Regions from separate parts of the Homo sapiens genome. Here regions 2 and 3 are each linked to region 1. The links are chromatin contacts, found by Hi-C in ENCODE. All regions are on one chromosome and are shown on one strand. Each heading gives the region's core, a stretch centred on a gene start or an enhancer-like site at or near the end of the contact. The rest is flanking DNA. Distances are from core to core; before and after follow the strand shown.

Region 1 (4,744 bases), core at 1,681-4,180:
CTGAGGATGCTGAGGGAGCTCATGACTGCCCAGCTGGCCCAATGCAGCACATGGACCTAGGGGACAGGCTGCACCTGCAGCTTCACTGTACTAGGGAGAAGGCCCTGACTCTGAAACCCTGTGTGAAGTTAGAGCACCAGTCCTGCTAGAGGTTTCTGACATGGCTGAGTGGAAATAAAGTCTGCTTGGAAACTTCCAGTGCACGAACCTCGCCTCCAAGGGTGCCATGTAGGAGTCCCTTGTCCTTCCTCCTGCAGGCAGAGCTGGCTAGGAGGGCTTGGGCCACAGCCTTCCCTGGGAGTCCTTCTGCATGGCCTTCTGCATGGCCACAAGGAATGCCCTTGGGGAAGCCCCTCGAAGCAGTCCCCTCCCAGGATACCTCCTGCATGTATCCCACACCACATGGCAGGCAGGGGGCAGATAGACGGATACAGGAATATCCACCATCGACTCTCCTAATTCTAGCCATCCGGTTATGTACGTAGCTTGGGGTAAGGCAAAGAAAAATATCTGAGAAGATGGAAACACCCCTGAGGGGGAGCGGGGGGGGGGGTGGTCTTTGTAAAATGAAAGCAGTAATCAGAATTTGTATATGGAGGAAAGAAGACAATTGTGGAAACTATGCATCCTGAACTCGGGTTTATGATAATGTAACATTTCTAGCAATAATATTTGGGGAGAAAAGACAGATGAAAATGAACTGAACTTTATTCGGGGATCTCATTACGATGACTGTGGTTCCTTTTGTTAAAATACTGAAATTCCTATAATGAGATTTGTGTTGTACTAAGAAGAAATGTATGAAAGAGTCACCTTAAAGCATGGGAAAACTTTCATCCACTGTGAAACCAAAGTTTCTTTCCTTAAAGTGTTGGGAGTACGTAAATAGTCCACTGAAAGAAAAGACTTGTATAAATAATCACCTGCGCCTGTCCTTCCCAGTGGGCTCTGACAGTGCCATGATCTCAGGGCCCAGGAAACAGAGGTCAGGGCAGTGGCCTGACCTTGGCCTCCAGCAAAGGGAGGGAAATTCCAGTAGGTCCCCTCCTTGGATTCCAACACAAGCAAACACAGCCAGCTTTGTTCTTATTTTCCTCCATCACCCCGGCTGGGAAGGCTTTGTTTTTGTTTGAAGTAGTCAACGAATCACAGAAGGCCCTGAAAGCCCCTTCAGGCTCCTTTCCCTCCAGCCCTCCCTGGGTGCAGATCAGGCACCTGAGGCCCTGGAAGGCTTAGGTATCTGAGCCCATGAAAGCGCAGAGGCCAAGCCCAACAGAATTAACACGATGAACACCCCTGCCCTGTACCCCGTTTTGAGGTGGATTTGGCCTTGTCTGGGCTGCTTTCTATTTAGCAGAGGGCTTCACCCTCACCTGGGGTGGTCACTGACCACCTTCAATGAGACTAGGAAGTCTTCAGACCCGTCCTCCTCTCTCTGCCACTCCCTGACCTGGCTTCTCTCCTGGGTGGATGATACCAGTGAAAGGAAAATATCTTGGGGCCTCCAAAATCTCTAAGGAAAACTCAAGCTGGAAATTGCTTAGGGCAAACCAGCCTCCCATTCTATTCAAAATAAATTTGTTCATTAATAAAATCAAGTTCATTAATAAAAGTTCCTCTGCCCACTGAGATAGATTCATATCTGATTGCCTCCTTTGGAAAGGCTAATCAGAAACTCAAAACAATGCAATCTTTGTGTCTCACCTATCTGGGACCTGGAAGCTCCCTCCTCACTTTGGGTCTTCCTGCCTTTGCTTCAAGTTGTCCCACCTTTCCAGACAGAACCGATATACTTCTTACATATATTGATTGATGTCTCATGTCTCCCTAAAATGGATGAAACCAAGCTGTCCCCCGACCACCTTGGGAACATGTCGTCAGGACTTCCTGAGGCTGTGTCACAGGCGAGTCCTCAACTTGGCAAAATAAACTTTCTAAATTCACCGAGACCTGTCTCAGATTTTCTGGGTTCACATACCCCAGGGTGGTTTATGCCAACACTCCCTCTGCTGACAGCTCCTAAATAGGGCAACACCCTGGTCCTGGGCCCAAGCCTCATTCTGCTGCGGGGCTGGCCAGAGTTGGAGGGTGTGGCAGCAGCTGTCTAGAGGCCTTGGCACACTGGCCAGGGGGAGTCATCGGATGCCATGGGAGGCAGGATTCTGGGTCTGAGCTAGCAGGTCAGAATGCCTGGGTGGGAGGGAGCCTGGGGGGGAGGGGAGGACGGGGGACCTGGGACCCTGGGGTATTGCCAAGGCTGACAACATAGGAGCTGGATCTGGCTGGAAGAAGTCATGGGTGGATGACGGGGTAGTGGACGGGTCCAAGACTGACTAGCGGAGGGTCAGTGTCAGTTTACCTAGGGAGGCTGTCCCCGCTTGGTGGCTGCAGCTTCTGACATAGCCTCTGGGCACAGACCCCACAGAACATGAGAAAAGCCTTGAGACTGGAAAGTGCATTCCAGGGCATGGTCTGTGCAGGACTCCCAGAGAGGAGAGAAGTGGGCTCTCCACATGCCGCCTGGCAGCCCAGCCCTCACTAGGCCCACAGAGCAGCCTCTTTCCCTGGGTTAAGGATTGCCTGGGGGAAGTCACTAATAAAAAGAAAACATTTTTCCGAGAAAGCAGAGGAGACTGAACACTTTGGCTGCTTCTGATGCCTGCTCAGGACATCTGGAGCCACTCTCTTGGAGGATGGTCACCCAGTTCATGATATGGGGATAGGAGAAAGGAAAGGGACAGCTGTGGGGTGGCTCAGACCTAGGAGTGACTGTGGAGGGCAGGGGATGGCTGGGGCCCTGGACCAGGTGCATGTGTTGGCGTGTGCAGCTGTGGACCAGGCCCAGTGGGGAGCAAGCACATGCGGTGCTTGCTGCGTGTGGAAGCTGGTGGGGAGCTCAGGTGTCCTGGGTACTGGCCAGGGAGTGCTACAGCGCCCACACCAGCATGGAGAAGGTGCACAGAGCCTTCCCGGAGGGGACAGCTGGGGTTTCTTTTCTAGGGCTGTCTTTTCTAGGCCACGGAAGTAGCAGAGGCAGAGGCCCAAATGGGGCTCAGCAGACAGAGGAAAGCGAGGGCCTGAGATCCGTGAGCATCTCCTGGAGAAGGGAAGATCCCCCCTCTCTTTGCAGCCAGGCTCTTGCTCCCTAATCCCCAGTGGCTCAAACACTTGCCCTCCCAGAGGACCACTGGGTTCTCTCACGAGTCAACGGGTAGGCTCCAACGCTTACATCTTTACTTCTAAGCAAGGAAAATAACAACAGGTCACAGTGAAAACTGCTTAAGACTGTTAGGCGACATTTACAGCGTCAGGGTCATGTGGGAGGAGGAGCCATAGGCCAAGTCTCAGGTTCCCTCCGGGCTGGGTCCCCACGGAGGGGCTGAGGAAGTTGGCCCCCAGCCCACCGGACTTGTCTGCTTTCCCAGAACAAGGATAATTCAGGGGGTTACTCTAATTATTACTTCTATGCTCCCCTTTCTTGAGCATTTATGATGAGCTACACACTATCTCATTTAATCTTCATAGTCCTCTGGGAAAGGGGACTTCTCATCCTCCCTGTTTTGAAGAGGAGAACACTGAAGCACAGAGGTAAAACATGACTTGTCCATGAGGGTCTGAGGGAGAACAAAAATACCTACTTCACTCTCCATCTCATTAACCCCACAAGGCTCAAAGAATGGAAGGCCAATGTATCTTAGAGGCAAGAAGACACTGCACTAAAGTGACTTTCCAGTGGTGGGAATGGGCCCAGCCAGTTTTCTACCACAGGGAGCTGCTGAGCAAATGTGCCCTAGGAGCAGAGAACCCTGGGCAGCCATCCATTCAGCGGGAGTGGACTCCGGCGACACATGGAGACCCAGACATGAATTCCATTAGGAGAAAAATGGGAAACACGAGGCAGCCTTGTATCCACTCTGCACATGTTAAAAAGATGGGAAAAGATTCTGGAAAGGACCAAATTTCAAATGTTATATTAGTTAGGTTCTATTTATTTATTTATTGAGACGGAGTCTCGCTCTGTCGGCAGGCTGGAGTAGTGCAGTGGCACGATCTCGGCTCACTGCAACCTCTGCCTCCCCGGTACAAGCGATTCTCCTACCTCAGCCTCCTGAGTAACCGGGACTACAGGTGCGTGCCACCAGGCCCACCTAATTTTTCTATTTTTAGTAGAGACGGCGTTTCACCATGTTGGCCAGGATGGTCTCGATTTCCTGACCTCATGATCCACCCGCCTCGGCCTCCCAAAGTGCTGGGATTACAGGCGTGAGCCACCGCGCCCAGCCTAGTTAGGTTGTTTTTAAAAGTTTCTGTCAAATGGCTTCTGTTCCTAAGTTTAAAGAAAAAAGAGCTCAGCGGACGGCAGACCCCCGGGCTGGAGGAGAGTGGCTGAGAGAGGACGCGCCTCTGCCTTCCACGTCCACAGCGGGCACAGGGAGACAGGGCTTTCTGCACGAAACCTCTCCCTGGACTTTGCAGGCTCCGCACCACGAAGCAGCTGACAAACAGGGAGCTCTGCACTTTCCCTGTGACAGGAAGGTTCTGGACCCAGGCTCTTGCTCCCAGGCACGTCCGTCACCAGCCTGACAAAGCCCACGCTGCCTCCCCTGTCTTCAGAGACATGGGCTGGCGGGACACCACACGCAAGACTTGGTTCTGCTCTGAGGGTCTGGAGGGAATCCCTGCCTCCTGCCTCCTGCCTCACCCCAGATCAAACTGTGAGGCTTTGTAAGCTGAGATCTGTTCA
Region 2 (4,744 bases), core at 1,061-3,560, 93 kb after region 1:
TGGGCCTTCAGGTCCCAAGCCTCACATGCAGGGGGACAGCGGAAGACACAGCCACTTGCCGCAGAGTGACTCAGCTCCCCTACATTTCTGCCCATGCAGATTCCTAGACCTGCCCACGTCAACACTCCAAGGCCTTCTGCGGACACGGTCCAAACTCTGTTCTCTCTGGATGGCAGCTGTCGTGGATGAGGCCATGCGGCAGGTGCTCTGTCATTAATCCGTTAGCAGTGATAGCCTGCAATGCTCCATCAGGGTGTGACATATTTCGACACCAATCAAGAAATGAGTTTTCACGCATGCTGATGGCTAATCAAGGCTGCAGGCAGAGACAGACTCTGGCACGCTTGTTAATGGCATTCTCTATTAAACGGGAGCCGCCCAGGTATAAAATAACCACCCAGATAGGAGCCTCCATGAGCACAGGAAGATGGGCAAACAGACAGCTGATGGGCTCCCAACATTGTTTTACTTAACTACAACATGCCAGAATATTCCACAGAACAGATTCCAGTGTTTAAAAATATGTCACAAAACTGACATCAAGGACCTTGCTCATACACTGACAGGATTTTACATTTTTATCTTAAAATATTTCCCAGTAGGTGAATTACCCAAATTAGTCAATAATAGACCCCAAAATTACTATGTTTAGCCAATTGAGTGTGACACCAAAACGCCTGACCACATGAGCCATCTCTCCCTCAAAGCCATTTTAACGTGACTGTCCGCAGGCGCTGAAAGGTTGCAATTTTGCTGTGATGATGAAATGCCACAGCAGAAGGCCATAAACTAATAAACACGGATGTGGCCACGCAGAACACGCCACCCCTCTGAGCCTCACAGAGAACTCAAAGTTACTGTTAACACCTAGAAGTTTTAAAAAATGTTATTTCCGCCAATATCAATTTTTCATCAGGACACACCATCTAAAGCATGACTTCCCACTGTGAGAGACTTTTCTGGCAGCTCAGGTTAAAGAAGTCATTCAGTAAAAGAGTGATTTTTGACAGATTCATTCATTTCCTGTGGTAACACCGTATTGTTAAGTTCACCTCCATTTTGGTGTAAATATAGAACGCCGCAAAAATATTCAGCCCAGAATGATCAACGTGTGGCCCCCTTTCAAACTGGCTCTTGCACAGTTTTCGGCTGTGCAATTAGCCAGCACCTTCTTGTGGAGTCAGGAGACCTGAGCTCCTGTTAGGTACTGTTTTGGGAAAAAGAGTAGGGACATTCAGAGGCACCATGCAGCGGTCACCTGGGATATGAAATGCCAGATCAAGAGGCCTGGGTATCAGTAAGCAAATCGTTTAATGGCTCAAATCCACATCACTCTATAAAAGAGTGCTATCACTTTTCTGGTTAGAATAAGAAAAGGCCTTGAAAGCAATGTTCTTTTCTGAATGACACATGTGGCTCTGTTAGAGGTTAGATTTCAGGGTGCGTCATGTGTACTTCACCCTCATGGCAGACTGTATCACCCCCCGCTAGAACACAGAAGCTTCCAGAAGAGCTGTCAGCTGAGGCTGGGTCCAGCTGTGCACTGAGACCTTGGCAGAAAGAGCTGGCAACCTGGCCCTTTGCTGTCCCAGTCACGGCTCTGAGTGCTGCACTGGATTCTCGGGCCATACTTTCCATGGGATGTTGACAAACTGCAGCCCATTTAGAGACGTGACTCAGATGCCAAAAGTACATGAAAAGTATGTGTGAGCCAGGGCAGGAGACATTCTTGCAGATTGGGCGTTTATTTGCAGCAGCGGGGAGGGTGTCTTTGCTTCTTTACATGCCTGAAAGGCCTTCCTGTAGCAGGCGGACCAGGTGCGCACTGGGAGACCCCGAGGGGCAGAAAGAACCAGAACTGGAGGGGAAAAGCTGATGGAAGAGGGGCCTCCCCTCAGTTGGGCTAGGAGCTCCTGCTCCTGGAGGTGACCAGTGGCCGCCGGGAAGTCACTTGGCAGGGGAGCCCTGGGGAGCTCATGAGTCAATGATTCCATAAATAATAGTACCTTGGATTGATACATTTGAGGATGGGTTGTGGCAGGTCAACCAGCTGGAACAGATACAAATAAATGTTCCTGCAGGAGGGTCACAAAACACCTGCAGAGCCTGAGTACAGTAGAATGGTTTCTGCTGTTGCGTAAGTTAACCCTCTGCCCTACTCATCCCCTCCTCCCCGCTTCCCACAGCCTTCCAGAACCCAGTTGTCCCTCCCAAGAGCCTTTCCCATGACCCTGAGGCCATCTCCCCACCTCAAAGGCACTCCCCAGGCATGGGAAGGGTGCAGTCATCCTCTGTGATCAGTATCTTTGAAATGGCACACACCCTTGTCCCAGAACACTGGAAGAATGCACACATGGGAGCCTGGGAGAATGTATACACAGCATGCTCTTGGCCACCCTGAGGCCCTGGGCGGCCTCTTCCCACCTCTCTGGGCTTTGATTTGTGCCCTATGAAGAAAGAGACCCAGCCTGGATCACTATTGTCCTGTGGTCCTTCCAGTGCTCACAAATGGTACAAGGAACAAAATTCCACCTGGCTGCTATTGTTCTGCCAAGTCATGTGACAGCCAGTTCTCAGAAATGATGTCGCCTGCACCCAGTACACCCAGTCTAATCTAAGGCAAGCTGGCAAAGCAGCTTAGCGGGGATCAGCCAAGGGCTGCTCCTTTCGGGGCTGCAGTCTGGGGGGACACTGGCTTCCTTTCATCTGTGTCTCCAGCTCACTCCCTATCCCCACACCAGGGTAGGACGCAGGCAGGGGGCTCACCCTGCTACCTGCCCAGCGTTGCGTTCTTTGAAGGATGAACTCAAAGGCAACACTCCTAAATGCCCTCACCTCTGGCTAGCTTTTGGCATTTGCTATGGGACCCTGGTCTGGCCGGCCCTGGAGAGAGAGGTATTTGCTGGCGCCCAAGGAGGAAGCCATACATTCCTTAGCAGGCGGGGACTGGTTGTTCCCCACCCTCACTTCTCTCCCCTTCTCCAGCTCCCTCCTGAAATCCCTGGGCTTTGTGTCTCTAGATCAGCATTTCCAATTCTGTTTTTGACTAATGAACTCCTTTCACAGTAATCTATAATTTCACAAACCCCCTACAATTAAAAAAAATCATTTTATCATTTTTGCATGGCTTATGGTAAAAAAGATTTTTAGTTAAATATTTTATATGAGTATATTATTCAAGGATTATATTAAATGAGCATTAAAAGACCATTTTTTAATAACGTTCATTATATATAAAGACACATTTCAACATTTTCCCATTTAACGTTATACACAACATTTCATTTCCTTTAAATTAGTTGTGCAAGGAAAGACTGATTTGTTGACAAATAAAAAATGACATTTTGGTTTGGGGACCAACATATCTAAAACATAATTGAAACTTAATTATGTGCATCAGCTTTAAAAATAGATAAAAACTGCTTTTGTGACCCGATCGTTAGAATTCGTGCATTTTTGAGCGTAAGGAAAATCAACTGCAGTGTTTTAGTAATGTTCAAATGTTATCTAAATGATGAGATAAAGCGAGATTCGGAGAGAGATTTATAAGTCCTTCTTCCAAATAACACATTGCTGGTAATAATTTTTTCTAATCAATAAAAGGCAAGCTGGTTAAATTATCTCTGTATTATCTGCCCCCCACACCCTTCTTTCTTCCTCTCATTTGATGTACTAAAGACATTTAGATGACCTATATAAGAACTTGGATCAGATAGATGATCACAACTTATGGATCTGGTAAAAACAACCTTGAGGCAAATTTGCAGAATTATCATTCTTAGGCTCCTCATTAACTTGGGGTGGCTCCACATAAATGTTTTTTATGTTTCCTGTCTTTGTCACTTTTTATAGCCAAAGCGGTCCACTTTGGTTATAAATGAAAGCATAGATGACAAATAATAGAAACAATTTAACAGTGTAGAGCAGTCAAAGTGAACCAAGGAGATAAACCAAATGGTGACCGAGTCTGATTTCCGTTCGCCATGCATTCTCTCACAGGAAACATGCACACGCAAATGCACCCGCCCACGCACACACATGCACACGTGCACACTCAGAGGCTCCCAAAGTTCCATATTAGGGGAAACTATGTAAGGAATTATTGGCTGACTTTTACAATAGGTAATTTAAATCTGATGCATTTCCCACCTTTGATAGCAGTAAGCCCCAAGCACTTGTTCTAGAAGTATCGGTTCTACCCACCGTTCCTCAGAGAGGAGTGGTGGATGGTGCTGTTATTACAAGAAAAGGAGCAAGAGCCCCACTGTCCTTCAGGGAGCCACGTGTGAAGAGGCAGCACCTCAGGGCTGTGCTGGGTGTGACAGGTGGACAGCTGGGCAGGAAGGGAGAGAGAGCGGATGCTCCAGCGAAGCCACTAAGGATGGTGAATGGGGTCGGGGAGAGATTGGAGCCGTGCAACCTGTGACAAAGCTCCCTGCTCGTCTTCAGGGAGAAAGACACACTGCTGCTGTTTCATATGTGTGGTGGAGGAGCCTGGCCTATGCGGACACATCGTTGTGCTGGGGTTACCTGGCTAGGACACTCCAGGATGGAGAAGGAGCTCAAGGGGAGGCCCCGGGGCACCAGCTGAGGCCCAGGAGGACCAGCGAGATCCCACACCGCACCCCCTGAGCCCATGGAGAATGGAATGGTGTTCCCACAGGACCCCCGCCCGCCAGGCTGAGGCTAGGCCTCTCTGACTGACCCCATGGCCAGCAACAGACCCGCCAAGTCGTAGGGGAAT
Region 3 (4,744 bases), core at 1,292-3,791, 84 kb before region 1:
ACAACTGCTTCCCTGGCCTTGGCTGCAGCCCACAGCTGGGGGGCAGGAAGCATGGGTCAGGATGGGGACCTCAGGCCGACAGGCAGCAAGGAGCAGGGAGGAGGAGGCACTGGAGAGGCGTGGTAAGGACACCACCTCCAGGGAAGGGGTCCCCTCTAACCTCAGAAGGTCCTCCTTTCTGTCTTCACCCTGCCTCTTGCTCAGATCTATGATGGTCTAAAATGACTCCAAGTGACTTGCTCTCTCTCCATTTTGCAGATGGGCACTCAGTGCTCCAGGGGCCTGAGCTCTCAGGACATGGTAGTGTCAGAACCAGAAGGAAAAGCCCCCCAAGGCCACCTCCAGGGCTCCTGCTGCTGCTGGAGGGAATGCTGTCTCCCAGGAAATCAGTCATTTTCATCACTGTCAAGTCTCTCCCCCTGTGACACTTGCGTCCCAGTGGGGCCATTTATTAGCAAGCCCGGTAACCAGCAGCAACTGCCTCAGTTATAGAGAATAGAAATGATCTTCCAGGCCGGGCGCAGTGGCTCACGCCTGTAATCCCAGCACTCTGGGAGGCCGAGGCAGGCAGATCACAAGGTCAGGAGATCGAGACCATCCTGGCTAACACGGTGAAACCCCGTCTCAACTAAAAATACAGCCAGGCGTGGTGGCGGGCGCCTGTAGTCCCAGCTACTCGGGAGGCCCAGATTGTACCACTGCACTGCAGCCTGGGCGAAAGAGTGAGACTCTGTCTCAAAAAAATAAAAAAAATAAAAAAAATAAAAAAACAAAAAAGAAAGGATCTTCCAGTTGTCCAATGGTCCTTTGTCTAGATGCTTCACACTGGATAGCAACACGGTCCCCTCGGGGGCTGCCCCAGACCCTGAGCACTGAAGACCAGACCCACACTAGAACTGTGCACCCAGTACCCAGGCCTGAGCTCACAGAACCGACTTCATGGTGCTATGGTCAACCTCGCCACAAATCTGGGCACCTCCTCTGGGCACAGTCCCTCTGGAGGAGACGGGGACAATGTTGGGTGGCCAGTGGGGACCCCGTAAGAGCTGTTCCTGCACTGAACTCGGGGATGGGCTGAGTGCAGCCTTCCTTTCCCGCTGGACCGTGAATGCAGCTGCACCAGGGCCTCTGATGGAATCCACCAGGGCTCCTCGGCCTGGCCTGCTCCCCAGGGCTGGACACAATGCTGGACTGGCCTGGAGACAGGGAAGGGCTGGGATGTGGACTCACAGTGTTTACGGCTTTCCTGGGCTCCAGCACCCGAGGAAGGGTATGCTTTCCCGGCCAGCCTCCTCGATCTCCCTCTTTTAGAAAATCAGCACTTTCAGAATTTTTATTCCAAACGTGCCAGGGCCTTTCAAAAGGCCTGGGCCTCAGACCCCACCTGGAAAGCAACTGGCTGGGTAGGAAACCTGGGAAGTGCCTTCAGCTCTGGAATCTGGGATTTTTGTCCCGAGACACAGAGCTCAGGGCCCAGCAGAGGTCCCCCAAGAACTCAGAGGACATGCCCCTGTTCCTGCTGTCAGAGCCCTGACTGCCGCCGCTGTAGCCTTCATCTTCCAGCCCAGGAAACACCTTGACTGCTGGTTGGAGGTGGGATCCAGCCACGTGGGATGAACGGGGTTTCTGGATTGAGGCCCTACCTCTGGCTGCCTTTTCTGGCTCCAGCAGCTACAGAAACTCCTACAGGGTGGGCATTTCTCACGGTTCCAGGGTCCAGGGAAGGCTGTCCAACTTCACTTCTGACCTCAAACCTGCTTTCCTGAGCCCTTGTTTGCCCTGGGGTGGGGGGTCACTTCCCTGACTTTGACCTACCCTGAAGAGAGGCATTGTCCTGACCTCACCCCAGACTGCCCACCATCAGGCTGGGCACAGAGGGTGGCTCACGCCATACTCAGTGACTCATGGATTGGCAAGAGCTGTGATGTCTTTTCCTAAGAAATCAGAGGGGTCTATGAAGCCCCAGAATTGCTGGCAAGTCCAAGCTGGCCTAGGCTGAGCAGACCCTCTCCTGCTTCCTGATCTCACTGAGCCAATGGGGTGTGGCTCCCCTGGGCTGGGCCTGAGTAGCACCTGAGAGCCAACCTCATACACTTCCAGGTCTTCCCTTGACCCGGGATTCAGACCGTGAGGACAGAATATTCCCATGTAGAGGTCGGGAGTGGTGCCTCACGCCTGTAATCCCAGCACTTTTGGAGGCTGAGATGGGTAGACTGCTTGGAGCCCAGGAGTTCGAGACCAGTCTGGGCAACACAGCAAGACCTTGTTCCTTAAAAAAAAAAAAAAAAAAAAATTCACGTAGAGCAGCTGCCTGGAGCTGTCCCTTGGGTAGGAGGGACATTCACCTGCTTTTAAGCCACAGTCACAGCTTTCCTGACCCCCTACCCCTGTTGTGGCTTCCTAAAAGTTCCCCACTGGCCTCACACAGGACTCTGGGCAGAGTGAGGAAGAGCTTCCAGGGTAGGGATGGACGTGTTGACTCAGAGCCAGCCTTTGGGGCCGACCAGGACAGAATGTCTCCAGGAGGCCTCTGTGCAGGAGCCGCAGCCAGTGCTGTTACCAAGAAAAGCGCAAGGAGAAAGGGTAACACAATACGCCTGCTTTGGGCAGGCCCTGGGGCAGGGGGGTGCTGGGACGGATGACTCAGGAGATGCTCTGGGAGGCACAGGAACGACGTCATGTCTTGCCGACGGGCACGGGCTGTCTCTGTGTGTTAGGATGAAAAGGCCCTACACTCTGGCTGTCTCCAAATTCTGGGGAAAATGAGCAGTGGATACTCTGTGCTCGTCATGGCACAGGGGGACCAGGGATGCACTGGGGGACCCTTGCTGTGTCCCCTGCCCCTTCGTGAGTTTCTCCAGGGCAGTGACTGCCATAGCCACTGGATTCTGCTCCCTCTGCCCTGCCTCAGCCCCCGTCAATTGTCCTCCCCTGGCTCCAGAGCCCCAAGAGTGTCCTTCACAGCCTGATATCAAAGCAGCAGCTATTAACTGAGCCCTCCACTACCACCCCCACACTGCGGAGGGCTTGGTGTGCAAACAGCACGGCCCTGTGCAAAGGCTGGGGCATGAATAACAACATGCTCGGATGTGGGATGGAAACCCCTGGGTCTCCATCAGACAAGATCATGTCAGTCAGTGTGGTGGGCTAGCCTGGGAACCTACCAACCTCAGATGCACTACTGAGTGGGGAAGGTGCCCTCACGCTTCTCACTGGGTATCTCAGAGCTAAGAGTAACCCTCCCACCCCAGTGGTCTCATGCAAAGGAACACGTTGATGTTTGCAATCTAGAAGATGTCAGGACATCACAATGAGGTTGGGTGCATGGCTAAGCTCTCACAGACCCTGGCCTGGTCTCGTTTGCAATCATGAGCAAGGCTTCCAAAGACCTCAGACCTGCCATGCTTTCCTGTGGCAAACCACAGAGGGGGAGGCTTGAATACACATGCACATTCCAGGGCAGAATTTTACTCCCTTATGACCACGTAAATTACTTCAACTCCTGTAACTGCCATTAACAAATTATTCATATAAATTCACAAGCCCAGCTTGAAGTCACTGAATACAGACATTTCACTACCAAGGACGCTTTACTCCCACCCAAAACCCACTTAAAATGAATTTTCTCGGCTGAGCAAATCTTGTACCCCGACTTGCCGGGCCCCCTCAATGGTCCTGGGAGACACTCATAAACTCTTCTCCCCTTTTGACGACGCCTTTTTGTGCGGTCTTGGAGCGTGAGTGTTCAGGAGTTAGTATAACACAATCAGTGGCCAGGAGCGCAAACTTGGGGGCAGGATAGACCCCAATTTCAACTCCAAACTATTTGAACATCTGTGAGCTGCAGATTAGCTTCTCTAGGCCTCAGTTTTCTTCTCTATAAAACGGGAATGGCAATACCTACATCACAGGGTTGTTGTGAGGTTTACATGAGATGATACAAAGTGCTTAATGTAGTTTCACATACACTGTAGGCACTCAGCAAGTGATGGTTATCATTCTGTTATCATACTGGCTGTTATTATTCTCACCTAAGTAAAGACAGGATCAAAGGTGGCTGCTTCTGCTCTCTGACTGAGCAGCCAGTACCTGATCAGAGGCGAAGGGTGGATTCTGGCAGAGAGGACTCTGTGGGAGCCAGGGCTTTTCCCCTCTCCCAACCTGATGGGTCCCACTCCTTCTCTGAGCCCCCTTCCTTCTGGCATAGTCTCCCCTCCAGAAGACATCCACTTAAGAAGGGTCCCACAAGTCCCATCCAGGAGTTGATAGAGGCAATTTAATCAAAAGGGCAAAACCGCACAAACAGCTGAGCTGGTAGAGGAACAACGCCCCCTTTGCAGGAAAGCCCGGGAGCCCTGCCAGACAGGCGTGATGTTCAACCTAGAATCTGGCAGATGAAGTGCTCATTACGCTGGAGGATGGGAGCTGCGAACACCCAGTGCCCAGGTTGCAAGACCAAGGCCTTGCAGCTACAGTCGCTGAGTCTTTCAAGCATCTAATCTTTTCTCTCCTTCTCCAGTCCATGTTTTAACAACAGTGTTATTCAATGTGGGCCATCCTGGATAACTTTATTCTGCCCTTAGATCCATGCCTATGAAAGGATACCATGTTGTCCAGACCACCCATAATTCATTATGCTGAGTCCCCTTCCATCCGGAGGCTTAGAAAATTGTTGAAAAGCTGTCACTATAACCTATTGTCACTGCAACCTTTTATGAACCAGCCTACATTTTTATGTCAAAAA

What was found. Hi-C counts contacts between places; a loop is a spot of excess contacts on that map. Pooled maps may share reads with other maps.
Region 2: a map of psoas muscle shows a loop between it and region 1 (2.9-fold over the local background). The contact joins two enhancer-like sites. A Hi-C loop is called at or near these places in 6 of 168 maps with a recorded cell type or tissue (ascending aorta, gastrocnemius medialis, psoas muscle and 1 more) and 11 of 50 pooled maps.
Region 3: a map of gastrocnemius medialis shows a loop between it and region 1 (4-fold over the local background). The contact joins two enhancer-like sites. A Hi-C loop is called at or near these places in 8 of 168 maps with a recorded cell type or tissue (ascending aorta, esophagus muscularis mucosa, gastrocnemius medialis and 4 more) and 11 of 50 pooled maps.

Annotation. Positions count from the first base shown.
Region 1 is chr2:23,516,802-23,521,545 of GRCh38, reverse strand. All of the region lies in intron 2 of KLHL29 (kelch like family member 29), which reads right to left. All of the region lies in intron 1 of LOC105374325 (a long non-coding RNA gene), which reads left to right. Among named protein-coding and RNA genes, the nearest start is that of LINC02923, 130 kb to the right of the region's middle. RefSeq lists enhancers at 917-1,418, 4,033-4,533. Within about 2 kb of position 2,930, at least 2 of the 41 ENCODE cell types and tissues checked have a DNase peak (open chromatin) inside an H3K27ac peak, as active enhancers do; they include gastrocnemius medialis and psoas muscle, where a contact is called at or near this core.
Region 2 is chr2:23,423,582-23,428,325 of GRCh38, reverse strand. All of the region lies in intron 1 of KLHL29 (kelch like family member 29), which reads right to left. Among named protein-coding and RNA genes, the nearest start is that of LINC02923, 39 kb to the right of the region's middle. RefSeq lists an enhancer at 2,238-2,738. Within about 2 kb of position 2,310, at least 13 of the 41 ENCODE cell types and tissues checked have a DNase peak (open chromatin) inside an H3K27ac peak, as active enhancers do; they include gastrocnemius medialis and psoas muscle, where a contact is called at or near this core.
Region 3 is chr2:23,600,163-23,604,906 of GRCh38, reverse strand. All of the region lies in intron 3 of KLHL29 (kelch like family member 29), which reads right to left. Among named protein-coding and RNA genes, the nearest start is that of LINC02923, 220 kb to the right of the region's middle. RefSeq lists an enhancer at 2,246-2,801. Within about 2 kb of position 2,541, at least 8 of the 41 ENCODE cell types and tissues checked have a DNase peak (open chromatin) inside an H3K27ac peak, as active enhancers do; they include gastrocnemius medialis, where a contact is called at or near this core.